2 separate regions of the Homo sapiens genome follow, and region 1 is linked to region 2. Evidence: chromatin loops called from intact Hi-C (ENCODE). Cell type or tissue: ascending aorta. All regions are shown on one strand. Links, peaks and the distances in the headings refer to the core of each region. The heading gives the core; the rest is flanking DNA.

The links. A loop is a pair of places that touch in the nucleus more often than their neighbours do. Peaks named below come from ENCODE experiments on the same cell type or tissue, not always from the same donor. Only the 100,000 strongest peaks of a DNase experiment are listed, where the experiment ranks them.
Region 1: it touches region 2 in a loop (2.0-fold over the local background); 3 of 110 quality-filtered maps call a loop at or near these places.

Annotation. Positions count from the first base shown.
Region 1 is chr7:25,721,664-25,738,153 of GRCh38, reverse strand. All of the region lies in intron 1 of LINC03007 (long intergenic non-protein coding RNA 3007), which reads left to right. Among named protein-coding and RNA genes, the nearest start is that of LINC03007, 60 kb to the left of the region's middle. RefSeq lists enhancers at 3,988-4,498, 4,766-5,432. In ascending aorta, for the core only: no CTCF peak of the experiment used is centred there; no DNase peak of the experiment used is centred there.
Region 2 is chr7:25,784,951-25,801,440 of GRCh38, reverse strand. It overlaps LINC03007 (long intergenic non-protein coding RNA 3007), which reads left to right and starts at 11,322. Exons shown (of 5, transcript NR_157808.1): 1 at 11,322-11,688. In ascending aorta, for the core only: no CTCF peak of the experiment used is centred there; no DNase peak of the experiment used is centred there; H3K27ac peaks cover 485 bases.

The DNA of each region.
Region 1 (16,490 bases), core at 9,221-11,720, 65 kb after region 2:
GTCTAGGGCTGAATTCTGAGATTCTTTTTCTTTTCTAGAATTGCAACTTTAGAGGAATATACCCCATGGGCGATATTGTGGCTGATGAGTTGATGGTGGTTGCGTTGGTCCTCATGTCTGGTCATGGTTTTCTCCTTCTCTTTGTAAAAGGGGAAATCTACCCCAAATTCTTGGATGTTTCCTCCATTTATACTTTCTTCTCCATGCCTGTCTTCTCCACCCCAATTCCTGTCATTTTGTTTTCCACCAAGGGAAGTTAAGGTTCCTTAACTGAAGATTTGGTAGGCTGACTTCTCCCTGTGATAACTGTGAGAAATCATTCTCTCCTGAAGGTGGAATAACTCTTCCTCACATCCATTATACACATGCTGTATAATTAATCTATACATTTCTAGTCCGTATCTTATCTTTTTTTCTCCAAACTCTCCTGCATCATTCAAAAGGAGTTTGCCAGTCTCTGCCTTCTGTTTTAATATTCAAAAATAGAGAAATCTTTAAGGTTACTTCTAGGCTGAATCAATTAAACTACTTTTTAATAAAGAACTTATTTGCTGGGGTTTTCTCATTAGCTATACAATCTCAGTTTTGCCAATGTCTAATCCCCTCTTCCTGTTTCTATATGCTCAAGGGGTATTTTGTGAACATTTTTGATTAAAATGGATTAGTATCTCATCTTAAAACAACAGCAACTGATAGGCATGGTGGCTCACGCCTGTAATCCCAACACTTTGGGAGGCTGAGGCAGGTGGATCATTTGAGGTCAGGAGTTCGAGACCAGCCTGGCCAACATGGTGAAACCCCGTCTCTACTAAAAATACAAAAACAAATAAAAAATTAACCAGTGGTAGTGGCTCATGCCTGTAATCCCAGCTACTCGGAAGGCTGAGGCAGGAGAATCATTTGAGCCTGGGAGGTGGAGGTTGCAATGAGCCAAGATTGCGCCACTGCACTCTAGTCTGGGCGACAGAGTGAGGCCCTGTCTCAAAAAACCAAACCAAAACAAACAAAGAAACAAACACAGCAACATCTTCTCGTTGAAAAAAATCTGGAAGGATATGAATCGAAATGGTAGCATGGTTTTTCTTTGGGGGATTTGGGTCATTTTCCCCCTTTTTAATACCTTTCTGTATAGTGCAAACTTGTACTTACACTCAGACAAAAAGAGGTATTTTACTAACACCCCTCTTTCACAAGCCATTCAGCATTGTGTTGATTTCTTAAGGAGTTATTTGTAAGGAGATTGTGCCTCCAAAGAGGATCTGAGGGTTGTCTTTTACTTACATTAGTGACTCACTTTGAGCAACTCATTGGGTTAAGGCCTCAGATTTTCTTGTGTGCAAAATCAGAATAACACCCACTTGCAGGAATTATTAGAAGCTAATGAGGATATGTGTAAAGTGGATACATGGATACATGTAAAGTGCTATCTATATAGGAGGAATAACAATAGTAATCATTTGCTCAGTGGGAATCAGTGAGCCAGACTTAGGCCAAGGAATCTAAGACAAGGGAATATCAAAGAAACACGATACAGGTATTTTACGTGTGTTAGCATGGACAGAGGAATCTTTTCTTGGAGACTTCAAGTTTGTGCAAGCATTTTAATATTCTTAATAGCAGCTTCTAGCACTGTTTTGTGAAGTGTGTGTGTGTGTGTGTGTGGGTGTGGGTGTATGTAGTGGCAACCAAAGTACCTCAAATGCAATATACAACATCAAATTACATGTAAAAGTAATTGTCATAGCACCCATACAACCTTACTAGCCGACTGGTTCATGGGTTTTAAAACACTGGTTTATGTGATGCCAGGTGTTTGCCACAGAAAGGTAAAATTACTAAAAACAGAAACAGAACACAGAAATAATAGTCTCTCACAGAACAGCCAGTGAACTCACTAGATAAAACAGCTATTCTGGGAACAGAAGCTGCAGTGGAGTTTTCCCACAGCACAGCAGTGGAGATGATGAAGTTCCTGCCTGGAAGCAGAAGCAGGTAGAAAAGAGAAGTGAGCATGGGAGGAGGGATACAGTCACGTGCTGCATAGCTGTGTTCCGGTCAACCACAGACCACACTTATGACAGTGTGCCGACAAAACTATAATGGAGCTGGAAAATTCCTATTGTCTAATGACATCATAGCTGCCATAAGGTCCTAGCACAAAATGCATTACCTTTTCTGGGTTTGGATATGTTTAGATACACAAATCCTTACTACTGTGTTACAATCGCCTACAGTATTCAGTACAGTAACATGCTCTACACGTTTGTAGCATGGGAGCAATAGGCTATAGCATATAGGTTGGGTGTGTGGTAGGCTCTACCATCTAGGTCTGTGTAAGTACACGCTATGATGTTCACACGATGATGAAATCGTCTAGCAATGCATTTCCCAGAAGATGTCCCTGTCATTAAGCCATGCCTCACTGTACCTTGAAAATCCCTGAACACACTGGACACCCCTGGGTCCTGGTGAAGATGCCCTGTCTGCTTGGATTTAGAACCATTTTCAACTCATCTCAAGTACCAGGAGGAGCTGCTCATCTTGTAGATCTGGGCTGTTCAGCAGTGAAGGGGTTACGTGTAAGGGTGATCAAAGATTTAAACTGTCATGTCGACAGTAAGCCGAGGAACAGGCTGTGCAGGGGCCTTAATAAATCTGCCCTTGACTTATGGCCGAACCTCATTCAGCAGAAAATTATTTCTGCAGCATATTGAATGCTCTGCTCTGATGGAGACAGAAATAAAAAGAAAGGTGGAAATGGGGAGAAGAGAATGGAAATTCAATCCACATGTGGTGGAGAGGACTCTTCAGTAAATTCTTTCTCAGATGAAATAAGAAACAGAATGTGTAGGACTCTTGGAATAGGGTACATTCCTTTGATTACTAAAATGTCTTAGGGGACGAAAACGGACAAGCAGTGATTCTCAGAAAAGATCGATCTGGAGGATGGGAGTGGGGAAGGAGGGGGCAAACCTCTCCCTTAGTGATTTAGACATGATTGCTCATTTATTTATTTGTTTAGTCAATCAGGCTTTATTGAATGTTTACCTACTGTGGCCATTGAGATGAGCAAGACATCTTAAGGAGTTTGCAGTGACTGAGTTAGAGCCACATGTTCACTGAGCATCTAAAATGTCAGGCACCAGCTCAGTGCAATACAGCACAACGCAGACACACCTCTGGAACCTTCTCTGAGTCAAATCTGAGACTCTGTAGTAGGGTTCCAGGTATCAGAGGAGGGTCAGCAACTTTTTCACAAGACATTTCCCCAATTCAGTATAAGGAATAGGGGCTTCATTAATTGGAAAGGTTGATTTGGGAAAAAAACCCAGTCCCTTTCTCAGATGATATGGGATTTAAATCTCTTATTGCTTTTCCTTAGGATATTTTAGAAAGAGAAGAAAGGGTTAAGATTGGGGGCTTCTGTATTTTTCAGTCCAGTTTATAAAAGTATGAAGGATCCTTCCAATCCCAGACCAGAGAAAATTTGAATTCAAGAGATAATTTAGGAGACAGAACTCCTTCTCTTTCCACCAGTTCTGAAACTATTGGGAAAAGCTCAAGAAAACGCAAGAAAATAATCCAAACATTTCCTCTTCTAAATAATTTATTCACTGTTTTTTTTTTTCTTCCTATACTTTCATTCCCAGAGCTGTAATGAGTTTTAGAAACACAAGGTGTCAGATATTGACTTTTTGTTGTTGTTGAGTTCTCTAAATTCATGACCCCTCTGGGCATTCTAGGCATAGATAATATATAATTCAAAGAAGAGAGCTGCAGCTTTCATCTTCTCTTTCTTGTAAGTTTTGGAGCTTTTTGTTCAAAGGGTGATCTGTTCTGCTGCAGTAGAACCAGCCCTGTTTCCAAAAGTTTTGGCAGAGGACATGGTGCCCTGTGGTACCTTAAGGCTTTGGGAGACTCTCCCTAACTGGGTTCCATGCTTCTGTGAGTTGGAAGTGTGGATTCGTCCTGTCCTGTCCAAGGTTGGCTCTGCTGTTGATCTGCACCAAAAACGAAGGAGAGAGAGCAAGATAGAACCAGCTAGCTGTCTTAGGGAAAGGGTTGAGGCAAAGGCCAAGGCCATGTGTGCAAATGAAGATTCTCATCTGCAAATGAGAGTGGTGGTTGGATGAATTGGGGTAAGGAAGTCCAGGGGTTAAACGGAGGAATTTTGCTGAAGATAATCTCTCAACCTTCAAGAAACAAAGAGACAATTAGCCCAGAGATGGCTCCACAAAGGACTGGATTACCAGTTCACAGAGCAGGGCTAACCACTCCAACATGAAGTATTCCAGAACGGTTTGTCTCTGAGTGGGTTGTGTGTCTGGGTGTCCTTGATGGGGAACCAATTCATAGATGCTTCTGTGACTTTTCTCTAGCTCTATCTCTTGAGATGTTGCTATCTCTCTTTCTGAGAAAGGAAAGTTGAACTCCGAGTTGCCTGAAGAGGACAGGGGCTGTGGTTATCTCCCCAGGTAAACCTTGGGAGAGCCTTGGGGTTTCAGAACTGAAGAGGTTGATGAAACTGACTATGGCCAAGAAGACTGACTACTACTAATCAGCTCCTCTCCTCATGTTAAATAATTAGTAATGTATTATTGAAATATATTATTCATAAGCTCAATTTAATATCTTTTTGTGCACACATATATATATTTAGTTTTTATTTTTCCTCTCTCCTTCCTTTATGTAGTTATTAACTATTTAACTATATAAATAAATTTCATCCTAACAGGGCATTCTGGCAAAGCATATAGTAATATAGATGCAGAGAACCTTGTGATTACTTATGTCACTCTGGGTAAAATATGTCATCACTCTATTCCTGGCTTTCCCCATTTGTACAAAAAGAGAACACACCTCTTTTACTTTTCTCAGTGTAAAGACTAAGACGATCTAGTGTGGTAGGAGTTACTAAGAAATTATTTTAGGCAGATAGAGAGGAAAAAAGGGGTCCTTGGAAGATTTTTCGCGGCTCTTGTCTAGCATGAAAGAGAATCCTGACTCTTAGACCCCAGCTGGCAACCTTTGATATGCAAATGCAAACCGTTAGAAACTGGATCCACCCAACATGGCCGGCTGGCAACCTTTAATATGCAAATGCAAGGCGTTAGAAACTGGGTCCACCCAACATGGCGATTCCCACCGTTGCCCTCTTACCCTTGCCCCCACATGTGCCTAGCAGCATGGTTGCCCCCACATATCCCCAGGTGTGTGGAACATCATGGCGCCCTACATTTGCATGTTAAAAGACTAGGGTGAGAGAGCCAGTTTTTTCACGGTCTACGTGAATGACATGCCTTGTCAAACCAATCCCCTGAGCCCCATGCAAATCAGACACCGCCTCCTCCAGCCATCGAATATAGCTAGTTGATAGCAGGGTTCCCTCTCAGCTTTGGAGCCCTCCCTCCCTCTGTCTCTGTACAGGGAAGCTTCTTCTTTCTTTCTTCCCCCTTCTTTCTTGTCTATTAAACTCTCTGCTCCTTAAAACTACTCCATGTGTGTCCGTTTCATTTTTTCTAATTCTACTCGAGATGAAGAACCTGGTGTTCTCCACTCATCAGAGCCCTGTCACTAGCTCCTCACCCCATCTCCACTAAGACTTGAAGTTCTTCGAGAAGCTTGTACAGAAGTAAAAATAAGGATGATTTTCTTTCATTTTAATGACCATCATTTGGCTACTTTCATTTAGAACTGGAAAAAAATCTGTAGATACTTGATGATTTCACGAATAGTTTAAGCATTATGATTTATTTGGATTCCTAACTGAGGAATAAGTTCACCTTGTCTCTCTAGGAGCCCACATAGCTCTTTGTGCCCCATCCTGCCATCCATGTGCCCAGATGAGATTTTCAAGGACTTTTCTTGCTGTCCTTGAGAGGTAACTGTTAGGAAGTGTCTGGCCAGCGATCGCTGCGACTGAAACCCCTTTCTTTTCCCTTTACCCTGGATGGTCTCCCCTTTCCTTACCTAAGCCAGATTTCCTTTCCTCACACTTGAATCCAGAGTTCACACTGGAGAAAAGGGTTGGAGAAGTCAGAGGAAACCTTTGACAAATGCCTTGGGGTGAGGGGTGAGTAGGAGGATGGAGAAGCTAAAGAAAAAAGAAAAAAACAACAAAAAAACCTTAGGCTAAGAATGAGGAGGAGGAGGCAGCAGTGACCTGGAGGAGGCTTTAGATATCAGTTGCTTTTAATGTTCCTGATTTAACCTGAAACAAAGGAGACCCGAAGCTTTTAAAAGAAAAGAAAACCATGGAACTGAAACAAAGCTGATCAATTATAAGGGAGGGTGTTATATCAATATTCACCATGTCAGGTTATTCCATCCTGGGAGGTGTAATGAAAGCCCCCGATTGGCTTGATTAAAACTCAGAAGAAGATGAAGAGAAAGGAATGTGTCTGAGTACAGCTGTTCAAAATGCAAACTTGTTTTTTAGCTTGGTATATCTAAGATTGAAACATCGCCAAATAATTGCTGGGAAAGTATTTGGTTAGGTTTCAAAAGACTGTTTAAAGAAACTGACTAGCTGTAAAAATGGAATATTCGGAATGGCTGTCTGGGAAAAATAAAATTAAGAACTGGAAAGACGTGCTCCATAGGCATAAGGGAACAAAAAACAGTGTAGAGGAGGAGATGGTATTTTGTATTTTTAAGGATGAGAGTGAAGGTGTCTGAGCAAGAGTTAATTTGCCAAGTTTTGAGTTGTGAATTTTTTCCTTGCTGTGGTTTCCAGGAAGGATTAGGACTTTAGTTTTTATGCAAAGTGGCATCTTATTATAGAACAAAAGGTGACAGCCTCGAGTTACTGTATCTAAAATCTGGAATTCTGCTTCAGGCATTCATCTCGCATCTAGTTAACTTTAGAAATAAAATCAGAGGGAATTTGGCCCTCAGGTTATAGGGCTGGAAAATGCTTTGAGAGGCCTTCTAGTAGGATTACTTCTAAACTCGCCCTGACAGATGAAAATTTATCTTATTTTTAAATGTTCCCCAGAGGAAGAGTGTCCACAGACTTCCTTAGTAACTCATTCTAGTTTTTAACGACCTCCACATTCAGGAAATTCCTTCTTCTGTCTTACCTAAACCACTCGGCCTCAGTTTAAGTCCATTTTCTTTTGATCTGCCCCAGTAGAGATGGAAAAAAGTGGGTCACCATTTTGCACAAACATCCTTTCACGTAATTGAAGATTAATTTTTAAAATCCAAAAAGTTCTCTATCTCCTCTTTATCTCATTGAATCTCCCCACTTCCTTTAGCCTTCTTTCCCTTGGTAGTTCCATCTTCCAACCTGTTATCCACATTTGCCGTTGCCTCAGACACTTCCTCTGTCATCTGAAGCCCATTTTGTAGGCTGGGAGAGATGGGAGAAAGTGGCAATGCACATCTCTCCTTATTTCTTTGGGCTGCCTGTGCTGGAACTCATATAACAAGCTATATATTGGCCTGATAATGTTTAAAGATTTTAACATTTTTCTTGCCCACATTATAATTGTTTTCAAAGTCAAATTTTGCTCACACAGTAGTTCTGTGGGCATTTACAGAGGCATATATTATATCTTTAGGTTTCAGAAGGGCAAAACCAAATTATGGCAATACGTTAATGTAATATACTAAGAATTATTCAGTATAGGCCGGGCGCGGTGGCTCATGCCTATAATCCCAGCACTTCGGGAGGCTGAGGTGGGTGGATCATGAGGTCAAGAGATCGAGACCATCCTGGCCAACATGGTCAAACCCCGTCTCTACTAAAAATACAAAACTTAGCTGGGTGTGGTGGCACGTAGCTGTAGTCCCAGCTACTGGGGAGGCTGAGGCAGGAGAATTGCTTGAACTCAGGAGGTGGAGGTTGCAGTGAGCTGAGATCATGCCACTGCACTCCAGCCTGGCGACAGAGCAAGACTCTGTCTCCAAAAAAAAAAAAAAAAAAAAAAAAAGAAGAATTATTCAGTATAATGCAAAAAGCAAATTCAATAGTTGTTCCTAGATTAGAAAAAAAAGTTTTTGCCCAGGAGGTCTTTTCACTAGGTATGAGCATTTCAGTAAATAGCCTCTCAGCATTGCCCAACTGTTATTTGATATTTTCCATGAACTGGTTTCTTGGGTTGAACTCCTGATCTTTCCCCTAGTTCTTGGTGATGAGACCCTAGAATCTAATTAGATATCACATTCGCCAGCACTTTACCCAAATGCTTCCAGGACAGGGCAAAGTCTCGATGTGTTTTCTTGGGTATCAAAGCTGTTGGCTAAACAAAGTAATGGATTTTTTATAATTTACTTTTGCTTTAAATGAGGTCCTATTATTATCTGTTTGCACAGTTTCCAACAGGTTTAGATATTTGGGGATCAGAGAATCACTGACATGGACATGACTTTACAACTGGCATTAAAAAAAATTTCTAAAGAACTCTAAAAAGATTTTGAGACAGTTTCAGATTTCCCCACAGTTTTCAAAACATGGTTGTGAAGGTTTAAATGGGAAACAGGTGCTTTTAAAAATCAATTGATATTTTGATGAATCATGTGTTTACTTGTACTTGTGTCTTAGCAAAAGACCGTGGAGAAAATAAAAACATAGAGAAAGCAGGCTACTTGTCAATCATTCTGTAGAATGAGTTCATAGCAAACCAGGGCACAGTGCTACATTGGAAGCTGGAGTCCTAGAGGCCTCATGTTCCTCTGATTTTATTCTTATTCATTAGAGGACACCTATCATGGGCCAGGCAGTAGTCTAAGCACCAAGGTTACTGCAGAGAATAAAAAGAGACAGAAGTCTTTGCTCTCAGAGAACTTACATTTAATTTTGGTTTTATACATTTATCTTCTCCAGGATCTATTAGAGTTAGAAATTTTTGTTTAAAAAAATTTAAAAAAGAACTTTACTTTCAAAAATGCATCCCTTATTTTGCAGCCATTAAAAATTATTATTTATGGAAAGGGTATGGTAATGCAGCAAATGCTTGGTGGGTTACCATACTAAATGACAAGAAGGATACAAAGTTGTATATGCAATTTTTCCTAAGTCAAAACTAAAATCAACAATATAATCATCCCCTTTTACACACACACACACACACACACACACACACAAGTAAAGGCTACAAAGAATATGCGTGCCAAAAATACAACAAAATTTTAATGGTGCTTGTGTTTCAGTAGCAGAATGATGGGCAATTCTTTTGCTTTTTACTTTTCTGCATTTTTTTTGTAGTAATCATATATTACTTTAATAATAGAATGACACATGTTCATTGAAAGAAAATAATTCCTTTCAATCTTTAAAGTCTTTAAAGTTTTGCAGTCTCTCATTAAAATACACCTGGGATGAATCAATTCTTAAGCCATCATCAGTAAAGACTTGAAAGATACACACCTGGGGAAGACAGACACCTCCAAAAGGGAGGAGCCTGGAAGGAAGCAAAATCAGATTTCAGTCCCGTCGCACTTTTCCTTGTCCTGGGCAGCTACCTGGCAGCAATTTCATGTTGTTCTTTCAATTAGGGATAGAGTGAAGACATGATCATTTGGTAAATGCGTTAGGCATTGTATATTGCATTCCATTTAACAAGTGAGGAAATGGCTCGGTGGCACTATGGAGTTGCTTAAAGAAAGTAAGAAGTGTAGTGAGGATTCACAGCCAGGTCTGGAGAGAGGCGATGAACTGTCTTCCCTGAGCTTCCAGAGATGCCTCTCAGACTTCAGGACAGCTTTCTGAAGGTTCTGGGGAGGGTTGAGATTTGGCAACCATGTGCCTGGAGTGATCAGGGCAGCCCTGATTTAAAAGAAATGACCCCAAGAAGGGTCAGTTGTTAAATATGTAATCCAATATGACTATAATTTTGATAGCTTTGTCAGAGGATTTTCCATCAATTCATTTATAAATTGGAAAAATACCTTTCCCAGACCACTTGCCTAGTTTTGATTGAGAAAATAGAGTCACACTGCAGATGATTCTTTTTATTTTTACTTTTCATAGAGTCAGGGTCTCCCTGTGTTGCCCAGGCTGTCTTGAACTCCTGGGCTCAAGCAATCTTCCCACCTCGGCCTCCCAAATTGCTCAGATTACAGGCGTGAGCCATCATGCCCAGCCAATAGGGTCACATTGGATTGCAAAAGCAGAGAGGAGAATGTGGGGGTCTAAGACATTTTCTCAAGGTGGAAGGCATTATTAATGTGTGTGTATATATTTATTTATTTATGTATATGTGTATATATATATATATTTATATTTATTTTTTCCAGCTTGAGTTCAAGATTTGTGCTGAAGTCTCTTAGTTCCTGCAACCTTAATATAGTCAGAGTCTCTAGGACTTGCTGGGTTGTGGGTTTAATCAGAATTCTAGGAAACATGAGAAGTATTTTCTAAGGTTTGTCTTTGAAGGACCAGAGGCTATAGAGTGACCCAGCTAGCATTTTGTTTACTATTTTCTTTCTTAACCTAGAGGTCTGGGAGGTAACTGGCCACTATATTGGAGATTCTCTTATTTGCTGCTCTACAGGAGGTAAAGTCACAGAAGACTGAATCAATTGGTTCAGCTTTCAAACATCCAGAGGTCACTGCACAGCATGCGGTGGTTGGTAAACTAATATACTTTTTATTTTTGGGACCCAAATAAAATAGCTGTTTAGCACACTTAATGCTGGCCAGTCTGGAAGCCAGGGCTCAAGAACTTTCAAATTCCCGATGTCAGAATATATGAAAGCATCTTAGCACCCAACACTTGGATAATAAGAGTTAAAGAGAGAGCAAAAGCTTCATGGTGAATTTTTCTTCTTCTTTTTTTTTTAATAAGAGGGACACTCAGTGAAATTTTTGCGTGAAAATAAGATAAAGTTCTATTGTTCAGCTTTTAATGATAGCATGGAATTCTAAGTAAACATGGATGAAATACAACTTGTCAGCACAAAAATACTGCCTGTCATAGTCATTTGTGTATAAAATATGACCCGCAGGTTTGAACCATATGGTTACATGAGTTCTAATTTACGTGGCATCTTCTTAAGTCAGCAGAATGCGTCCTGACCTGCCTGGGGGAGGTGGAGTCAGCACCTCACCCAGTGAAGTGAGAAGGGATCCCCTGGGGTGAGGCCAGTTATGGCTGTTGCAGTGTAGATCAGAGAATTGCAAGGCTAAAGGGAAGCCTCCCCAAGACAACCAGAGCCCTTGCACGCAGTGGCATGGCTGACCAGGCTGTCCCTACAATCAGCTTTCAGAGTTGGACGTGTGAAATTGAAAAATATTAAACATCACAGCTTGTGACTTAGCTGTTCCTTCTGTTCCCACTGTGGGGGAAAAAGTAACACAATCTCCCCTAGACGCGATTGTGAGAGCGGACATTTGGATGCCATTTTAAAGCAATGTTTAATGAAGTGAGAAAATGCATTTGCGGTGTTGTGCTCTGTGGCACATGTACGCAAGCCCAGAAGTGCACAATGGACACATTTTGTGATTTAGACATGAATTGGAAAAGCCAAGGAAATGCCATCGAAATAAAAATCAGACTTGAAAGTCTAAGCTGAGCAAGAAACAGATGTACTTTCTGCTACTTAAAAAAGAAATTCTTCTGTCCTCTCCTCTCTTCCCCCAACAAGCTGTGCCCTGTCACTGTCTTAAGATGACCTTTCCACCGGGTCTTTCTGAGATGCTTTTAGAGAACGGGTTGGGGCATGTGACTCTTGACCTTTCTGCAAATTCTGCAAGGAGCCCCAGGGTTCTCCAGCTGCCCTCTGGGTGGTCCCCACAGACGTGGCTGCAGATGTCTGCTCCTGATAAGTCCAGAGACCAGGGACTGAAGACCCAACAAGGGCTCCTCTGGAGGGTGAGGTAGGCAGCAGCCTGGCCTGGAGAGCTAAGGGCTCAGCCCAGAGCAGCTGCTCACGCTGGGAGGCGAGGGCTGCTGGCTTTGGTGTTTTGTTTCTTGGGCAGGTGTGGGGGAGGTTATTCTTGCTTTTAAAGGATTTTTTCCACCCTGCTGCCATCAGCTGACAATGAAATCTTCCTAGAGTTGACATCCAGCTAAAGGATACTATCATCACTAAGACCAAAAATAAAGCTCAGATATTCTTTCTAAGTAAGTCTAAAAGTGGGGATTGAAATTGACATTGCTTTGGAAGAATAAACAGGGCAGCCTTCTTAGGTAGCAACTTATGTTTGGTAGTGTGCAAGGGGAATGACTGATGAAGCACAAATAGAACAGAGAAAATAAGTCTAGAAACTGTTGTTTCAGTTGCTAAAAATGAATTATCAATACAGAGAAGAGAAGCGATCTAAGGCTTATTGAATACACACTAAGTACCAGGTATTGACCCAGGTACTCTCCATATGTGGATTCATCTAGTCTTTACCACAACACTGGGAAAGTGGCACTACTGCTTCTGTTTCAAAGATGAAGACACTGACATCCTCCGAGATTCAAGTATGTGACCTTGTGCATAAAAATAAATGGTTGAGCCACATGACTCAGGATTGTCTGAATCAAAATTCTGTGCTCTTTTCTGCATACTGTCATTTTAACAGCTGGTCTAAATGAATATCAGGTTGTTGTTTAAAATTAAGACCGTATTTTCTTCATTTCCAGTAACAAGTTGGAATTTTTGTGGTTTGAAACAGGGCCTCCTACATGGGTGAGTTTTCAGTAAAAAGTGTATCCCTTTTGGTCCCTTTTGTCCACATAGAGCTATGCTCATGTTGTGTAAAAGCCACAATTTTAGTAATTTTTTGTTCCAGAATCCATCTAGCCCACCTTTTGATTGTCTGCTCTGCGACTTTTTGCTTTCAGATCTCTTGGTTCTTCAACTTCTCTCGGTTTGTGTGGATTCTGTGTCTTGGCTGGTGTTCTATCTCACCCCTGGTCTCAACAACCTGATTTGGCCTTCCTCTTCTGGCACTGATGGGGTGTCCTCGCAGACACAGCTTTCCCTTCTCATGCATGGCCATGATGGGCAAGTGGTATTTGAGCAGCCTTTCTCCCTTGGTTCCCTTATCGGTGGCAGGCATATGGGCTGCCCTTCTCTGCATCATAGCTTTTAGCGCAATGACTTCTTATTTATATAGGAACAGCCTGACAACATAATACGTTTCTGCTTTCTCGAGTAGGGATATTTAGCATTATTATAATATGGTAAAGTTGTCAGGCCATTGAGAAGGTCAAGACCAAGAGTTTCTTGTCAGTTCTGTTAGATAAATATATTTTTAACCTCTGTATCCGGCCTTTGCAGTTAGTTTTGCTTCTTTCTGCCATTGGTATAGCTTTTTACACACAATTGTCTTGGTCAAACCTGAAAGTGCTTCTATCACGCCTAAGATATGAAGGACATGGGCTTTTTGATAAGTCTTTGTTTTTTAAGATGTCCTTTGCTTACTTATCTCTCTTCTTCTCTATGTTCTAGATGATTAAAATTGCCTAAAGGAGGCAGTATGTTGCCAATTAAAAGCCCTACCTTGCGGAGTAGATCAATGGTTGTCAACCTTTTTGCCGCCAAAAACCACTTTCTTATTTTCTTTTCTCAAAGATTCAGATTTAGTCCAAATACTAAATTTCTTTTTCCTATTATTTTTTAATTTCCCAAAGACAAGCAATTATGGCAGAGTGAGATATGAACCCAGGTCTATCAGCTAAAACCTGAAATCTTGGCTCGTCTGCTACAGGTCAAATTGAGGCAATATTAGGTTGAACCATATGAAATTGCCAGTGTTTGACTATTTTTGACTTACAAAAATGAAAATTGTTTGTGGCTCTGCCAAATAATATTGTTGACTGAATTAATTTAATTTCAGACAGAATGAATGCTTTATATGTAAATCAGCCAGGTTAGATTCATCCTGGAAAACATACTAGTTCTGGGAAAACTTTTGTAATAGTAGCAATAACTCTAATACCACATTCCTTGACACTCCCTTCCTTTCCTCCACCTGCCCCTGCTCTGGCCAACCCTTATACTTCCACAGGCTCCTTGGGGTTAGGAGCACTTCCTTGGGAAACACAAAATTTGGTGGATAACATGAATTCTGTCTGATACATATATATTATATATATTTAAATATTTATATATTATATATTTATGTATGATATTTATATATAAATATATATATATATTTTAAGCTTAGTAGTCACACATAATTTGTGTTCAGATAGAATTCTGGGATGTTTTCCTTTTACGTTGTCTAGGTCTTTGTTCCCAGCATGGAGTGAAGGAAAAACTTTCAAGAAGAAAGAGGGAGCATACAGTTGGAGGAAAACCCTCACAACTTGGGGTCGTGCAAACTTTGAGTAAAGGCTAAGAGTGCTTATCATCCCTAACCATCTGAAGCCTTCCTATATGGAAATCATTAATCATCATCGTCACAATCATCGTTAGCACTATCCTCATCCAAATAGCTAACATTTATTTGTCTTATAGCTTACAAACAACTCTTGCATACATTTGATTCTCCTAACATACCTGTGAGATTGGTATTATTAGTTTCCTAATTTTGCAGATGAGTAAATTAAGTGAAGTTCATGTAGTGAGATCCTTGACTCTGAAGCAGCATTGCCCAATAGAAGCTTCTGCAATGATAGAAATATTCTATATCTATGCTCGTCAATACAGTAGCCAGGGCACATGTGACTGTTGAGCAATGGAAATGTGGTGAGGTAACTGGATTCTAAATTTTATTACTTTTTACAAACTTTATTCACTTGAATTTAAATGGAAATAGCCACATGTAGCTAGGGCTAACATATTAGATAGTAGCTCGAGAACCTGTATTCTTTTCTTTGCCATGTTTTCTCTCTTTGGTGCAGGGATTCTGGAGACTGAAAGAAAGGGAATGAATGTAAACTCTAGCATCTTATTTTGATGGATACAAACGTTATCCACCTGAAAGGTATTCCAAGGGGTTACATGAACCTTGCACAATCTCCCTGTAAAGGCTGTTAGACTATGAGATACTCTGATTTTTCTGGCTGTTTAACTATATTGTACCAAAAAATACCTCCAACACAGGCTAAACCAAATTCACCTGGTTTCTTTCTAGCCATATGGTCTTATGACAAACATGACTAATTCGTGCTCTGTTTGGTTTGAATCTTGTTAATCTGCCAATTGGTTAGCACCCATTACAAAGCAGCTTTTATCTGGAGATTCTCATTAGCATGTGAAATTAGTCTAAGTCTAAACTTCATTTTGCCAAATCCTTCCTTGGTCTGCTCTTGAAATAGAGTCTGTTCACAATAGAGGTTTTGTTCCTTGACTGTCAATAAGGTCAGATAATTAGCTTTAAAATTTTTTAAATCAGATATTTACCATTTTTTTTTGCCGCAGTCTAAGCTATGGCAAAGCTAATTTTTTTAAGTTTCACTTCTGCAATAGAGAAAAATGTCGTCTGTTGCCCAGCAAACAAATGATTTCTTATTGTATCAGTTTGGTTTCATCAAAATAATTTTAAAATATTCTTTTGCTAAATTTCACTTGACCCGCTGCTGCTTCTAATTATTCTCTCACCTCTAACATTTTTCGACATTGCCAAAAAACCCCTTGACATTGCTTTTCTGCATTTTCCCACCAGTGATGGAAGGTAACACAAAGAATCAGAAATGGCTGCATTAAAATTTTTAAAAAAATAAAATTATAGTCAGGAGGACAGGTATGCATATGTAGTTCCCTTAATTATTTATGGTTTATTTCTTTTAAAGTAACTTTTTATTAGTTTTTCAAAAACAATACATGTTATTCAGAAAAAATAGAAAAATCAGAAGCAATTATCCCAAGACTTTCTAGAATAAGTAAAATTTTAAAAAGAGTTTTTTGAAAAACTGACATAAGGTGGCCAACTCTTATTTGATCAAGTAAGGACAATTAAAAGACAGAGAAAGAAAAGGAACAGCTTCTCTCATCATCACTTCTATGGAGAAAGGCTATTAGTATACTAAAAATTTTTTTAGCATAAAGAATAATCAGTTAGAGTAAACATATTTAGTTTTATAAAAAGCATGATCATTTCAGTGTCCTTCTTTTTCTCAGTTTTGACCCAGGCCTGGGAAAATGTCATGCTGGAAAGCATTTGTGGACAATAGATACAGAGAAAACATAAAAGTCCCCTTGAATCCCACTTTGCATGGCTGTTCTATTATTTCATTACACTTTATTGGAATAATGATAACTGTGTCTGTGAAAGAAGGGATTTGCATTTTCCTCGGCATTTACTGCTATTCTGTGTCTTGTCTACCTCCCTTTGTAGAGTGTTTGCAAAGCCTGCCTGAAGGTAAAATAAATGCAAGTGAAATGTGAAGGTCTTTTTCCATCTTGTTGCCTCTCCTTTTAAAATATTTAATAGTGCAACCAAGACAAGATGGGAGATAACCTGAGCAGAAAATGTGTGTCACTCAAAGCCCATCATTTTCTCTGTCCTGGCCGTGAATAGTTACTAAGTGGTAGAAGACATTATGGTACACTAGTTAAGAGCTTGGGCTTTGGAACCTGCTGATCTCAGCACAGCTACTCACTAG
Region 2 (16,490 bases), core at 7,966-10,465:
ACCAGATTAAGACCCTGCCATTATGACGTCATTTAACCCTAATTTCTTATCTAATTTCCCAAGCAAAGCGTCATCTCCAAGTACCATCACATTGGGAGCTGGGGCTTCAATATATGAATTTTGAAGGCCATTTGGATGACCAGTAAGCATATAAACCTTAAGTGACTGCTTAAGGTTTAAGCCCATTAAAAAATTGGTTGTCATTCTCCTTATTGATTTGTAGGAGTTCTTTATATATTCTAGATGCTAGTTTTTTTGACAGATACATTAATCACAAATATCTTCTCCCAATCTACAGCTGATTGTTAATTATCTTCATCTTGTGTTATGATGAACAGAAGTTCTTAATATTAAGGAAGTCTAGTTTTTCAAACTTTCATAGTTTGTGTTTTTTGTGTTTAAGGAGTTTTTGCCCACACCAAGTTTCTGATAAATTCTCTTAAGCTTTCTTCCAGAAGCTTGATTGTTTTAACTTTCACATTTGAGTCTATGTGGTACCTTAAATTAATTTTCTCCTATAATGTGAGGTAGAGGCTCAAAGTTTATTTTTTTTCTAGGTGAAGATCCATTTGACCCAGAACCATTTATTTTAAAAGCTCCCCACTGAATTACAGTGTGTTTTTATTGTAAATCAGATGATGACTATATGTGGGTCTATTTTTGGGTTCTGTATTTTGTCCCATTGGTCCATTTATCTCTGTCTGTGCCTCCATCACTATCTTTACTACTGTAGAATCTTACATCTTGTTATCTGATTGTGTAAATCCTCCAGATGTGACTTTTAAGATTGCCATGACCAGGTCCTTTGCATTTTCATATGCATCTTAGAATCAGCTTGTCAGGTTCCACAAAAATCCTGGTGGAATTTTTATTAGGATGACATTGAATTTTTAAGTTAATTTAGGGAGAATTTATACCCTAACAATGTTGAGTCTTCTAATGCATGAAAATGACTTATTCCTTAATTTATTTAAGTCTTTCAAAATTTCCCTCAGCAATGCTTTGTAGTTTCTGGTATATAGATTTTGCACATTTTTGTTAGGCTTGTTCCTAGGTATTTTATGATTTTTGATACTATTATATTTGGTGTTTTAAAAATTTCATTTTGTAATTATTTTCAGTAATTATGCAATTACTTTTTGTATCCAACAATCTTAAGTTACCTTAATAAATTGAATAGTCTATAGTTTCATTTGGATTCTCTATGTGCACTTAATTATCTCCTCTATGAATAATGTTTTACTTTTTTCTTTCAAATCTTTTACTTTTATTTATTTTTCTTGGCTTATTTTCTGGGTAAGAGCTCTGCTATAATATTGAATAGAAGAGATTCAGGAGTATTTTCTTGTATTGTTCTCAGTCTCAGGGGAGAGTGTTAGATGAGTTTTATCGGCATCTTTTATCGAATTAAAGGTTTCTTTGCTATTCTTAATTTGCTAAAAGTTTTTTTAAGTCATGAACAGTTGTTGAATTTTATCAAATGTGTTGTCTGTGTCTATTAAGATGAATGAACAGATTTTCTCCTTTATTATGTTATGTGGTGAATTACTTTAATTTATTTAGTATGTTAAGCCAACTTTGCATTCCTGGAATAAATCCCATTTGGTCATAATGTATTAATTTTTGGCTGTATTATTGGATTCAATGCATTAATATCTTGCTTAGGATTTTTGCATCTATAATCTTCCTTTCTTATATCAGATTCTGATATCAATGTTATGCTCCTCAGAAAAAAAACTAGGAAGGGTTTCTTCTTTCTCTATTCTTTGGGAAGATTTGCACAAAAATTCACAAATGAAACCATATGGGTACACGGCTTTCTTTGTGGATGTCTTTAAATTATGATTCCAATTTCTTGAACAGCTTTAAGAGTATTCACATATTCTATCTCTTTCTGAGTCAATTGTAAATAGTTTTCTTCCAGAATTCATTCATTTCATTTAAAATTTCAAATTTATTGTTGTAAAGTTCTTTATAACATCCTCTTAATATGTTTTCAGTGTCTGTAAGATGTGTAGTGAGGTCCTGTTTTTCATCTTTGGACTTAGTTACCTGTGTTTTCTCTTTTTCTAAATTTACCTTGCTGGGAATTTGTAAACCTTGCTAATTTTTTCAAACTACCAAACATTTGTGTTTGTTGATTTTTCTCCATTGCGTATTTATTTTATATTTCATTAGTGTCTGGGCTTAACTTTATCATAGCTATTTTAACATTTTTACTTGTGCTTAATTTGCTACTTTTTCCATAAGCTTTTTGAGACAGCAATGTATTAATCTTCAGCCTTTAAAAACTTTAACAATATATGTATTTACCTAATTTAAAAAATATTTTTAATACCTGCATTTAGTTCTAGGAATATTCCTGTAGGCACTGCTTTAGCAGCATTCCACAAGCCTTGATATGTTGCATTTTCACTTGGTTCAGAATATTTTCTAATTTCTATTTCTATTCCTTCAATGACCTGTGGGATATTTAAATGTGTGTTGCTTAATGTCTAAATGTTTGGTTATTTCTTATCTATCTTTCTTATATTGATTTCTCATTCAATGCTACTATGATCAAAGAAGGTATTTTAATTTAAATTGTTTGAAATTTGTTGAGACTTATTTTATGGACAAGTTTATGGTTTATTTTGGTAACTGTTTTATAATCACTGGGAAAGCATGTGGGTTCTCCAGATGTTGGGTGGGCTGTTCTAAATATGCCAGTTAGGTCAAGTTGACTAATCATGTTGTTCCAACCATCTTTATTTTTTGCTGATCTTTTATCTGCATGTTCTATCAGTACTGAGAGAGGTGTATTAAGGTTGGTGCTACTCTGTCCAGCTGCAGAGGCTTGCCTGACTTTACGGAATATGTGCATGGCACTTCCTGGAGTCATAATCAGAACTCATGCTGAGTATGAATGTCAACCCTAGGACTTGGGCCTCAATGGACTGGACATCTCCAAGATGAGTCAGAGGCCTGTGTTGAAGATTCAGTGCCATGTATGAATGACAAATCAATCTCTGTCAATTACATAACTGTAATTGTAGGATTGCAATGGTAATTTGGGTAGGATTTTTGATTTATTTAGTCTGCTATTTCTCCTTCTTTAAGTCAGACCACAAAAATGCTCACTCTCCCAGGCTACAGAGAAAACATGAAGGCCCTGTCCGTGGTCTATGTGAAGACAGCGAGAAATGGAAATGTGACTGGACAGAAGGCAGATGCTGGGAGTTACCTAGGAAGTACCTTCTACCTGTAGAGAGCTGTTTCCTCAGCAAATTCTGATTTTGGAAGTGGAGCCTGACTCTGTCTGAAGCGTGGGTTCAAGCATCGCCATAAGTCCCTTTCTTCATGGTGAACACTTTCTAGATGGGCGTATATGCTGGCTCCAAATTGTCCAGTGCTGTGGGCTTGGTATTTGTGACGGACCAACAAGTGTGCACAGACTTCTTTGGAGCATCAGGCTGGGGAAGAACAAGGGTTTTTGAATTCAGAAGACCTAAAATTAAATCCTACTCTGGCACTTTCTGGTTATCTGACCATGGGCAAAACTACAACCTCTTTAAGCCTCACTGTTTTCATTTGTAAAATTGGATTCACAGGATTTATGGGTAGGATGAAATAAATAGGAAGCTCCTAGAGCTACGTCTGGTCAAAGAGATAATCAATATATGTTACTTCCTCCCCCTTGCTTCCCAGTCTCTCAAGTGAAAGAATTGAAGCATGTCCCCACCTTTGAGGTTAGTGTTGAAGACTGAGAATGGGATTGGCTGAGGAACCTAGCCCTGGGAAAAGGCTGGGAATATAAGCTGTCTGGGTTGACAGGTCCAAGGCCTATGGAACATTGAAGTTTTCCCACAAAAGGAATGGGGACCAGTTCTCAGCTGTACTAGACCCTGCTCCTTCCCTTAGTTTATGCTGACGCAGTTAAGCCTCCCAGGAGAATTATAAACCAGCCCATCCAGGAAAGACGTGACTGGCACTTCACTTCTGTCCAAATGTGGAAAAGCCCCTCACACATCAGAAGTCCACCCAAATATAATTCTAACACTTTCCTTTTGCACAGGACTGGGATCTGTTAGCACTCATCACTGTCTGAGATCTGCTGTAAAGCACATCCTAGGAAAATGTTATTGAAGCCACGGAAGGAGGGCTGGAAGTTCTGGCTCAGCATGGGCTCCAACAGAAATGGAAGCATCTGCTGAGGCTGGTGAGGGCAAGGCAGGGGTGACAACCTAATTCTGAGGGCCTGTGGGAGGCTCTGGGAGCCCTACCCTCCCTCTCTGCTAGAGTACCCAGGTTGTCCTGGAGTCCAGAGGACAAGTATTTTGGGCAGATCGGATCCTGTCTGAACTGTGAGAACCATTACAGGCAAAGTGTGGGATAAACACATGCTATGGAAGATCTCTTCATCTTGGGATGGGCTTCATCTCTAGCAGGCTGCACTGAGAATGATTCCAGAGGCTCTTCTGGGCTCAGCTGGAAATCAGGCTGAGGCTAATTAGTGATGTCTGCCATGGAGCAGGGACAGGCTGGCCGATAAGTTGCTCCATTATTTTTTGTTTCTTTTAATGTTTAATTTTTTTCAAGTGATATGTTCATATAATAGAAAAAGTCAGTGATACTACAGGGCATGTAAGGAAAACCATGGTCCCTTGTCTCACCTCTCCATACTTGAGCCTTGCCCTCTACCCCCACCGTCCCCTCCCCCAAAAGCCAAACCCTTTCCATTTTTAAAAGCTGTGCTTCTTATGTCCATATTTCTTTTTTTCTTTTTCTTTTATTAAGGGCAATTTAGAATATATACAAAAGTTGAGAGAATAGTTTGAGAAATCCCACGTTCCATCACCCAGCTTCAACCACTATGCACCACCAGTCTTGCTTGCTTGCTTTCTGGAGTGCAGTGGTGCCATCATGACTCTCTGCAGCCTCGACCTCCTGGGCTCAAGTGATTTTCCCACCTCAGCCTCCTCAATAGCTGGGACTACAGGCCGAGATTACAGATATGAACCACCATGCCTGGCATATATATATATATATATATATATATATATGTATGTTTACATTTTTACCTCTATATTTCTAAATAATATAGTTATATTTGAGTCTTTATTTTCAAAGCCAATAGTATGGTTGCTCTATCCCGGGGATCCATCTATGTTATAGCAAGTCTGCAAGTCACTGAGGGGCAGAAAGGTGCCTTTGGGTGAGGCATGATGGTCTCCTAGCTGGGATCCCTCCCCCTGTGGCCTCCCCTGCAGAGGTTGGCCTTCTAAGCAGTTGAGCCCAGCGATGAGCTAACACGGGGTTTTGCACTTTCACTTTGTGAATCTGAGCACAGTTTTAGAGATCCTTGCTCCACACAAGTGTATGTGGAGCAGACATGTGTGCTTATGTAATAGCACTCAGATTCCTTCCTGACACTGGGAAGGTGAAAATGGCAATTGTTTCTGAAGTAGCCAGAGTGGTGTAATGGAAAGAACTCATGGTTTGTTGGAACTAGTAAGCTTGGATTGAAATTGGGCTCTGTCATGTAGCAGCTATGTGACCTTGGGCAAATTATATAAACTTTTTGTCTCTCTTTTTTTCACATGTGTCATGCAGGACAAGAATGCTTACCCTGAAGAGGCGTTGTTGTGAGGACCAAATAAAATAACATTCACAATGCACTGGAACAGGATCTGGCATATAGCAGAACCTCAGTAATTTCATATGCTCTCTCTCAGTTCATATACTATAGTACATAGTATCTATCTATAGATGTATGTGTACAGATATCATACATAATATTTTACTTTTTTCATAGATAAATGGACAGCAAATCTAATTCACTTTATTTTGCATATTTACTATTGTATTTATTTAAAAGATTTAGCCTTTTTACTTTAACTTCTACTTATGACTACCTAGAATAAAAATGTAAGACATAATAAAACAACTCTTTTTAGTAAAACTTCCTTAATATAAATTAAAAATCTTACTAATAGAATTATTTTTAAAAATAGGTTTTATTAGTTTTATGTAATGCCAACTAATTGAAGTAAATGATTCTCTCTTGTTTGGGCCTGATTTAGTGGACATGTTACTCACACAGTGAAAAGTGTTTCAATCAGGGTTCCTCTGGTTGCAAGTGCCAGAAAGGTAATGCAAATTAGTGTAGGCAAAGAGGAATTTTGTTGGCTCACAGATGTGGGAAACCTGGAGGCTGAGTTGTCTACGGTCATATCACAGTCTAGGGGCTCATAAAACATTGCTAGATTTTTATCTTTCTCTTGCCATCTCTCCATCACTTAGCTCTGTGCATTGACACCAATTTGCAGTTTCTTCCACTTTTCAAAGGTATTCAAAGTGACTGAAAGCATCTCTAGCTTGTGTGGTCTTTGCAGCTCTCAATCCCAGAGGAAGAACTTTTGTTTCCCAGAATCCATAAGTCCCATCTCAGGAAAGACTCTGATTGTCTCAGTTTGGTCATTTGCTCACACCTGTGGTGAGATGGTGAGCACAGGGACCCAGTGGTTGCTAAGGTGGGCAATCTCACTAGGACCACATGGAGCTAAAGGGGTGATTCTCCAAAGGAAAATCAGAGGGTTGATATTATATAATGAATGTTGTTCAGAGTAAAGAAAATAAAACACATGATCATGTCAATAGATGCAGAGGAAGTATTTAACAAAATTCAACATCCATTCATCATAAAAACTGTAAGAAAACTAGGAAGAGAAGAGAACTTCCTTAACATGAAAATGACATCTATACAAAATTTACAGCTAGCATCGCATTTAATGGTGGAACACTGTGTGCTTTTCCCCTAAGGTTGTGAGCAAGGCAAAAATGTACACTGCCACCATATGTATTCAACATTAGAGGTCCTTGCCAGTGCAATAACTAAGAAAAACAAATAAAAGGCATACAAATTGAAGAATAATAAAGTGTCTTTAATTTCAGATAACATGCTCATCTACATGGATTATCAAAAACAAAACAAAACAAAACAAAACTACAAAGAAGCTACTAAAAGTAAAAAGTGAGTTAAGGAAGGCTGTACTATACAAAAATCAAATGCGTTTCTATAAATAAATAATTGAAATTTATAAACAATCTAAATTAAAAATTCAAAAAATAACAATTGTAATAACATCAAAAAACACTAACTACTTGGGGATAAATCTAAAAAATGTGTAAAATTTGTATTCCTCAAAATAAAAATTATTGATATGAGAAATTAAAACATATTTAACAAACAAAAAAATACAGCATTCTTTATTGATTGGAAGGCACACTAGTGTTAAAATGTCAGTTTTTCCCAAATTGACCAATAGATTCAAGGCAATCCCAGTCAAAATCCAGCAGGCTTTTATTTCTTGTAGAAACTGACAACATATATGAAAAATTTTAATTTGTATATAGATAAAAGGAAATAACTGTAAAGATAATAAAAGGAAATGACTATATAAGTATTAATAAAAGCAATTTTTAAAAATAAACAACAGTTTTTTTTTTTTTTAAATAGAGACAGCGTCTTTTTCTGTCACTCAAGGTGAGGTGCAGTGGCACAAGTATAGCTCACTGCAGCCTTGAACTCCTGGACTCAGGTGATCCTCCTGCCTTAGCTCCTAAGTATCTGGGACTTGAGGCACATGCCACTACACCCAGCTAATTTTGTTTTTTAGAATTGAGGTCTTGCTATATTTCCCAGGCTGGTCTCCATCTCCTGGCCTCAAGTGATCCTCCCACATCAGCCTCCTAAAGTGCTGGGATTATAGGCATGAGCCATCATGTCAGGTCAAGAATAGCTTTTTAAAAATTGACACATAATAGTTGTACACCATCTGATACAGTCTACTATAAAGCTATTTGAGCATGACGACATGGTGTTAATGTAAAGTTAGAGGGATAAATCAACAGAACAGAATAGAAAGTCCAAAAATAGACCTACACATATATTGTCAATTGATTTTCCACAAAGATGCCAAGATAATTCAAAGGAGAACAAACAATGTTTTCAACAAATGTTGCTGGAACAATTTGAAAGCTATATGCCGACCGGGCATGGTGGCTCACGCCTGTAATCCCAGCACTTTGGGAGGACGAGGAGGGTGGATCACGGGGTCAGGAGATCGAGACCATCCTGGCTAAGAGGGTGAAACCCCGTCTCTACTAAAAAATACAAAAAATTAGCCGGGCATGGTGGCTGGCGCCTGTAGTCCCAGCTACTCGGGAGGCCGAGGCAGGAGAATGGCGTGAACCCAGGAGGTGGAGCTTGCAGTGAGCCGAGATCACACCACTGGACTCCAGCCTGGGCAGCAGAGCGAGACTCCATCTCAAAAAAAAAAAAAAAAAAAAAAAAAGAAAAGAAAGCTATATGCCAAAAAATAAAAAAATCAAACCTTGACTCCCACTGGCTCTGTGACCTCACCAAGTCTCATTTTGAATTGTAACCCCCACATGTTGGAGAAAGGGCCTGGTGGGAAGTGACTGGATCATGGGGGCAGATTTCCTCCTTGCTGTTCTCGTGATAGTGAGTGAGATCTGGTTGTTTAAAAGTGTATAGCACTTCCCCCTTCGCTCTCTCTCTCTCTCTCTTCTGCTTGGCCGTAGTAAGACGTGCTTGCTTCCCCTTCCCCTTCCGCCGTGATTGTAAGTTTCCTGAGGCCTCCTATCCACGCCTTCTGTACTGTCTGTGGAACTGTGCGCCAATTAAACCTCTTTTCTTCATAAATCCAGTCTCAGATATATCCTTATAGCAGTGTGAGAATAGACTAATACACTTTACTAGGAAAAAAAGAGAAAATGTTATGACCCTGTGATGGGAAAAGATTTGTTAGTACACAAGGAAGAGTCATTAAAAATGATTAATTGGACATCATCAAAATTTTTAATAAAATCTGCTCTTCAAACATGTTCAGAAAGTGAAAAGCCACAGAGAGAAAATAGTTGCAAAATACATATCTAGCAAAGGAACTGTGTCCAGAATATATAAAGAACTCTCAAAACTCAATAAAATAAAAAATAATTCTAAAAAATGGACAACTTATTTGAATATGTATTTAACTCAATGAGAGCATATAAGTACCTGAAATGATGCTTAAGATCGTCAATTATTAGGGAAATGGCAAATCAAAACCATGATGAAACACTACCACACACTTACAGAAAAGCTAAATTTTGGGGGGGATTTTTGGGTGTTGTGATTCTTCTTTTCATATTATTTCTTTATTGAAAATAAAGATTGTATATACTTATGTAAAAAAAAGTTGTTAAGGGAAAAACAATTGCATCATTTACACAATTTATTTGGCATGTGATTATGGGTTATGCTAAAAAGTCAATATAGTATAATTTTTATCAAATAGTTTATTCCTCTATTTAATGCCATTCTTCTCTGCAAATGTGTTTGTAGTATTAATTTTATATCAAATTATTTATAAACAATAATAAATTACAATGTTCTGGAGCACCTAACTTGCCCTAACCCATTTAATCTTCACCCAAATTCCCATTTTACAGATAAGTAAACCAAGGCTGGGAGAGTTAGGAAGCTTTCCCCAGTCACATGATTAGTAACGAGAAAAGCTTGAATTCAAACTGGGAAGTCAGGCTACAGAGCTGGCATTCTGACTACTTTAATGACAAAAGGAAATTTCTGTTTAGTCTGTGCTTCTCCATGTGCACAGGTCACAGGACCACAGATGATAAACCAAACCAAATCCATGTTACTTGTAATACACATTATGCTATATATTCTTAAATAAAATTTATTCATCAAAGATTAAGATGTTAAAGATGGCAACAATAGACACTGGGAACTACAAGAAGGAGGAGGGAGGGAGAGAAGCCCGGGTTGAAAAACTGTTGGGTACTATGCTCACTACCTGGGTGATGGGAACATTTGTACCCCAATCCTCAGCATCATGCAATATACCCACGTAACAAACCTGCACATGTATCCCCAAATCTAAAATAAACATTGATACTATAAGGGGAAAATGATTAAGATGTAATCATTATGGTAAATATCTTAGGGTGTGGGAGGGTCATAGCAAAACAAGATCAGGTCCTCTCCCTTAAGAAATTTATAATTTGCTTGAGGAGATAAAACATGTAAATGGGAAACATTTTTTGAAAACCCAGTAAAAGCAAAGCCACTAGCAGCCCTATTTAAATGTGCTGGCGAACAAGAACCAAAATCATGTCCTGGCTGGCTGGGTTTAGCTAGGAAAGCTTTTGAGAGAAGGGACACACATGGATTAGCGAAAGCTGGAGGGAAGGCTTTAACAATAATAAACCCTGGGAATTATAGCTAACATTTGTTTGTGTTACCATGTTCCATTCACTCTGCCAACTCCTCCATGTGCATGATCTCATAGAACCCTCACCATAACCCTGTGAGCCAGGTACTATCGTTATCCTCATTTTAAAATATAGCGAAACTGAGTCATAGAGAAGGTTAGGCCACATGTTCAAGGTTACTCAGCTAGTAAGCAGAATGGGGATTCATACTAAAGTTGGCTGACCCTAAAATCCAAGTTCCCAACACTATGCCTGGGGTTTATCCCATTTAAAAAATGTTAAGCTTTGTCATGTACCAAATACACTGGTAGGACAGAAAGAGCATTTACAGGGTTCTAGATGTGAGAAGGTACTCTCGGGGGCTCAGGTGACTGAGTGCATGTGTGTTGAGTTCCTGCACTCAGGTGACAGAGTAGTTGACCTGGCATGGGGCATTTACAGACATGAGGAGCTCAGCATGCCCCACACCAGGAAATTCCCAGTGTCCATTTTGTCCAAGCCTGATAATTGCAGTAATTTCCACAGGGTGTCTTTCCTGGGGCCATACGTTATCAAGGTACTGCCAGCAAAGTGAAGGTTGGACTATAAAGTGGCAGTCTAATCTTAAACCAGTGAAACAGCAGGGAAAAACGTTCACAGAGTTTGTTCACATCAGCATAATCTCAGTGAATCATCCCCAAGGACAAGCCCAAATGAGCAGGAAAGGCATGTGGATGAAATATAATCATCAGATGCAGTGGAAAAGACATGAGAAACCAGCGAAAGCAGCTGAATGACATTTTCTGACCAACCTTTGGTCATCGTTTTGGCTAAGCGTCCACAGGCACACCCAAAGTCCCTAAGTCCTGGGAGCCCACAAGGAAGAAACAGGATGTGTGCATGTTTATTTTGTGTGCACGCATGACTGTGTGTGTATGTGCGTGTTTAAATTCATGGCCAGCAACTCTGTTGTATGTGTTAAATGGCTGAAAGTTAGGAGAGTGCCAGGCTCGGCTTTAATTGGATTTTCTAAAGCATAAATAAAAGGTAGGGAAGGGAGATGCATTCTTTGATGGATGTCTTCCCTCAAGTGTGCACAGCTGGCTGAGTCCCTCTCTTGCCTAATTAAGGGGCTTTATTCTGCTCACGCTCAGAGCTGCTGCCTGCATGCTTGTCTGGAAGCCGACATCAAGCCCATTTGGCCAGAAATACCTCTAGAGGTGGAACTGGCCCAGAAGACTGGACCCCCAGAGTGCTATGGAATGTCTATGGGAACAAAGGAGGACCTAATGGACAGCAGAGAAACACGATGCCCAGCTCTGGTCTGGTAGGAGGTCCCTAGAAGAATGGCTTCAAGTGAGACTTAGAAATACACCCAGTCGGTTAGCCTTTGGGAAGCGTAATGAGTACTACCTCCAGTAGTTTTTGAAGGTCAGCCTTTGTTGTGAAGGGAGGTGGGATAGGGGTGGGCTTTCAGGGGCTGGGAGAAAAGAGAAACCATCCTGCCGTCTTGCCCTCTACTGTCCATTTTCCTCACCAGGACCAGGTATAAGGGAGGCAAGTTGGGCAACGAGGGAGACAAAATTTCAGGAGCTGCTCACTGTTGTGTACTTGCAGTACTGTAGCCACAGGGATCTTTCAAACATGCATACATGAGTGTGTCAAAGACAGAGACCAAATGCCTTAACAGGGCTCTGTCAACCTGGGGATCTCTCGAATGTAAAATTCAGATTATAGGTCAGAAGGGAGAGTCTGAGAGTCTGCCTTTCTAATGAGCTGCCAAGGTGATGCTGATGCTGCTGGCCTGGGGACCACAGAACAGTGAGGGTTCAGGTGCCAGCAGAGTCAGGATGTCAGCTGGGTCTGACCTACAACCTGTTTTTGTAAATAAAGTTTTATGAAAACACATTCATTTACATATTGTCCATGGGTGCTTTCTAGTTACAGCAGCAGAATTGAATAGTTGCAACAGAGTGCATGACCCATAAATCCTAAATTACTTACTGTCTGTCCTTTACAGAAAGGTTTGTTGATCCCTCTTTATGAAATCTGTCTTTGTTTATCGCCTGTTAATTACATTTCAGCCAAAAGCCATGCACTTTCCTTTCTGGGGCTTTGCAATTAAGATTGCCTCTGCCTTGATGTTCTGTCCTTTCTCTTTTAAACTTTTGCCTTGCTTCTCTGATCTCAGCTTAGATGTCATTTCTTCCATGATGCCTTGCTTGACTTCCAAAGACTGAGTTAAGTGACTCTCATATATGCTTCCAGGGAGTCTCAAACTTCCCATTGTGACGTGAATGGACACTTATTGCCCTAAATGGTGATTGCCTATTTCATCATCTAGATCTCCTGTTAGACCATAGGCTTCCTGAGGAGAGACCATACCTGTTAACTATTGAATCCCAAGCACCAGGCACACAGTGTTCAGTTTTAAAGTTGATGACTTTATGACAACTTTAGAACCTTTCTTATGTTTAAGCACTCTGAATGGAGAGACATCTTGAGATTCCAGAGAAATTCAATCTAATCTACTTACCAATACTGGTTTCTTGGAAGAGGATAAAATATTCAACAATGTCATCACACTCACCCAACACCACTCATGCTCACACACAAACACACACACACAGCTGCTCTTGGCTCTCATTTCTGGGTTAGGCAGAGAACTTACATACATTTTGAGATTAAAATCCTTGAGCATTTAAGAATGGACCTATTTTTTTTCTTAAATCTTCTGCACTGAGGCACTTTAGAGCTGTGGTAGAAGTTTCAACAGGAGGAGAGTAAAACTCTGTTTATAATGATTCTTGGATTGTATTTATTCCTGTTCTCCTTTAATAGGGAGAATGGAACTCCAGTTCAAGGGGCCATTTCAGGAAAATAATCAGCCATTAGGTCAACTGCCTCTTTCAAGAGAACAAGCAGTGGTTTACAAAGCTCATTTCCACTCAGTGGGGCCAGTGGAATCTTGGGTGAAAAGCCAAGGTCTGCCCAGTGAAAGCTGTGGGCTGGTCTGGGGTCTGGCTGCTATAGACAGGTGTCTGTAATTGCCTCAGGTTCTTTCTTGAACACTGCAGTATGCGCTTCCAAGGTGGCCCTTCTGCAGTATGCAGGAGGTGTCTAGTGGCAAGGCTTAAAGACTTTAAGCCAACCGTTGATTGAAGGTTTATAAGATTATCTTGATGAGATGGTCTGAGCTAACCAGATGCCTATCAAACCAATGATTCTTCAATTCCTTCCTGAGATGTTTAAACCACTGCCACAATGTTTGCACATCATGAGGCATTTACCTCTTTTCCTCACACTCTTTATTTCTGTTCATTTATGGTCAGTTCCACCAGGCCTCATTCCCTCAAGTTCGTCGTTAACTATCAGAACCTATGTGTGTCCAGGACCACTGCTTTTTTGTTATCACAGATGAGTGCTTATGACTTTTTAATATCATAGGCATTTCCTCTGCAATCTCTCTCACTTTCTTTTTGAAGTGAGAAAAAAGCTGCTTAGGAGAAATTATGTAACTCCAGAAACAAGAGCCAGCATTGGAGACATCCTGTGACAGTGAAAAGCCAAATTCCAGATGTTGGGTTTTGATTCTCCAAAGAAATGTGTTCAAGGAAGAGAGGGATTGGAGTCAGATCAGGAATTCATTAGAGATCTGCTGACTTCCCTTCCTGCACAGTTAAGTGCTCAGTATACGCAGCTGACACAGGCTTTGGGGGACAGGGCTGAGGTGGGCAGCACCCTGGGCCCTAGCTGCCCAGCAAGCTGCAGGCCTCTGTCTTTCAGATGCCTGGGACATTTTCCCTCCTGATGCTCTCAATAAATGTTTACTGCAGGACATCTGAGGCAGGACATACAGGACAAGGTTCTTGGAGGAGATGTAATATTATTTATTTTCCTTTGTGCCAGTCTGAATATGTCAAGTGAGTAATTTCTGGACTTTTGTGAAGTTTGACCTCTTTTTCTCTTTTTTTATGTGAAGTAGTTGCTTATTTCTCTGTTTTGGTTTTGTCATAGCTGGGATTTTTCAGGCCACACACAGACATACTTTTTAGTTTTGGCAAGGAGTAAACGGCCAAAGCTCATAAATTACATTCATAAATATTTAGTGTACTTAGATGTGCTGAGGATTTTTAAAGGAAAGGAAAGAAAACCAAGGCTGGGTAAAAATAAGCTTTAGCCAGAGAAAAACAAAATCCTTTCTTGTTTGAAAACTTGAAAGCAGTCACTGAGAAACAAAAATGAACTTTGGAAGTGTTCAAAGGAATCGTATTCTGCTCCCAATATAATAGCAAGGAAAACATCTCTTGATTTCAATAAAATTTTGGATTATGTGCTCCACAATGACAGGGTGAAGAAATGGTTGCATTTAAGAGTCAATGAATCATGGAGAAAAAGAAATGATGATCCTGGAAGCAGCTAATGATCTAATATAGAGCTGCTCTGGGTCACACAGTGGGTAGGAACCAGGGAATCTGGCTTCTCATCTTCCATTCTTTGGGGGGAAGCCTGCATTGTCCTCCGGTGTCTGGAAGAGACTTAGGTGTAACCCACTTTGAGAGACACTAAAGTACAGCCATTTGGATATATCAGAATGAGACAGGAATGATGCTTGCGTTGGCAAGATTCTTCACTTTCTAGGAGTGTATTCATCCCTAGATTTGTCTAGTAGCTGCTCTAGTACATTTAAAATAAAATTGAATTTCTAAAATATTGATTTTTTTAAAGAAAAACACACAAAAAACACAAAGCTTTTTAGGAAATGCTCCATTGCATAAAGAGAGATGTTCTTGTGCTAGCTAATTTCCTCTCAGCTTTATGAAGCTATCGGCATTGACATCATTTTGTCATTTTCCTGCTCAAAAACCTCCTGTGCCTCCCCATTGTCTATTGCAAGGTTTCTCAACCTTGGTGCTATTGACATTGATGTCATTGATTGGGTGGTTTATAAGCAACAGAAATTTATTTCTCATGGTTCTAGAGGCTGGGAGGTCCCATATCAAGGTGCCAGTAGATTTGGTGTCTCTTGAGGACCCACTTCCTCACAGACAGCCAACTTCTAACTCTAACCCCAGAGGGTGGAAGGAGTGAGAAGTCTCTCAGGTCTCTTTCATAAGGGCCCTAATCTTATTTGTGAGAGCTCCACCTTCATGACCTAATCACCCCCAAAGCCTCCACCTCCTAATACCATCATCTTGTAGGGAGGTGAGGATTTCAACATAAGAATTTTGGGGGGACATAAACATTCAGACCAAATTACATCCCCACTGAGTCATGACAACCAAAAATGTTTTTGGGCATTGCCAAATGTTCCCTGGAGGGAAAAATCAGTCCTGTTTGAGAAACACTGGTCTACTGAATAAAGAGTATAGATCTTTCCTTCTCCATTAATCTCCACCTCCCTCATCCTCTCCTTGAGGCATGTCTGCCTCCCAGTCCCCAGACATTTGTTAATGCCCTTTAGTTCTTTGTTCCTGTGTTTTCCCCCACTTGAAATGCATTTCCTCTTGCTTGTTCCTATCTAAACCTTACCATACCTTCAGAATACATTTCCAGTCCCAACTCTTTCGGCATTCCCAACCCCATTTGCTTTCCTCTTCCTAATACACATAGTATTTATAGTCCCTCTTGCTCTTTTCGAGACAACAGAAACTCCAGAGGTGTTTAGGGCCATCTGCAAGTAGAGAAACCTTGAGCTCCTGGAGAGACCCCTGGGGATGAATTAAGAACCCAGAGTAGAGATTATTGCTCAGGATAGCCCCAAGAGTTCCCTACACTCAGAGGGGAACAGATGTTGCTGAGAGAGGACCAGGCCCAATGAGGCATTCAACTGGGTTTGGCGATATTTGGTGGTCACTTGAGTAGATTGATGCTGAAAGTCCAGATGGGGAGAAGGAACATGGCCACTGGGGAAGGATGACAACCTTGAGGACCAGCTTCATTGGACGCTGATAACTTGCCACCAAATAACCCAATTTAGGCAGTCAGTGGCAACATCAAGATGGTGGCTTTGAGATTGAAGTACCATACAATTCTGTCAGATTCCCCTCTAGCCATTCTGATAAGAATAAAAATAAAAATAAAAATAATAACAATTATTAATATCATTCTATCACTTAGAGTGATCAACTGTCCCAACTTGTCTGGGATGGGTTGGACAGAGACCCTGAAATGTGGGGCTTTCTGCTGTGTAACTGAGATGGTCCTGTGCATACCGGAAAAATTGGTCACCC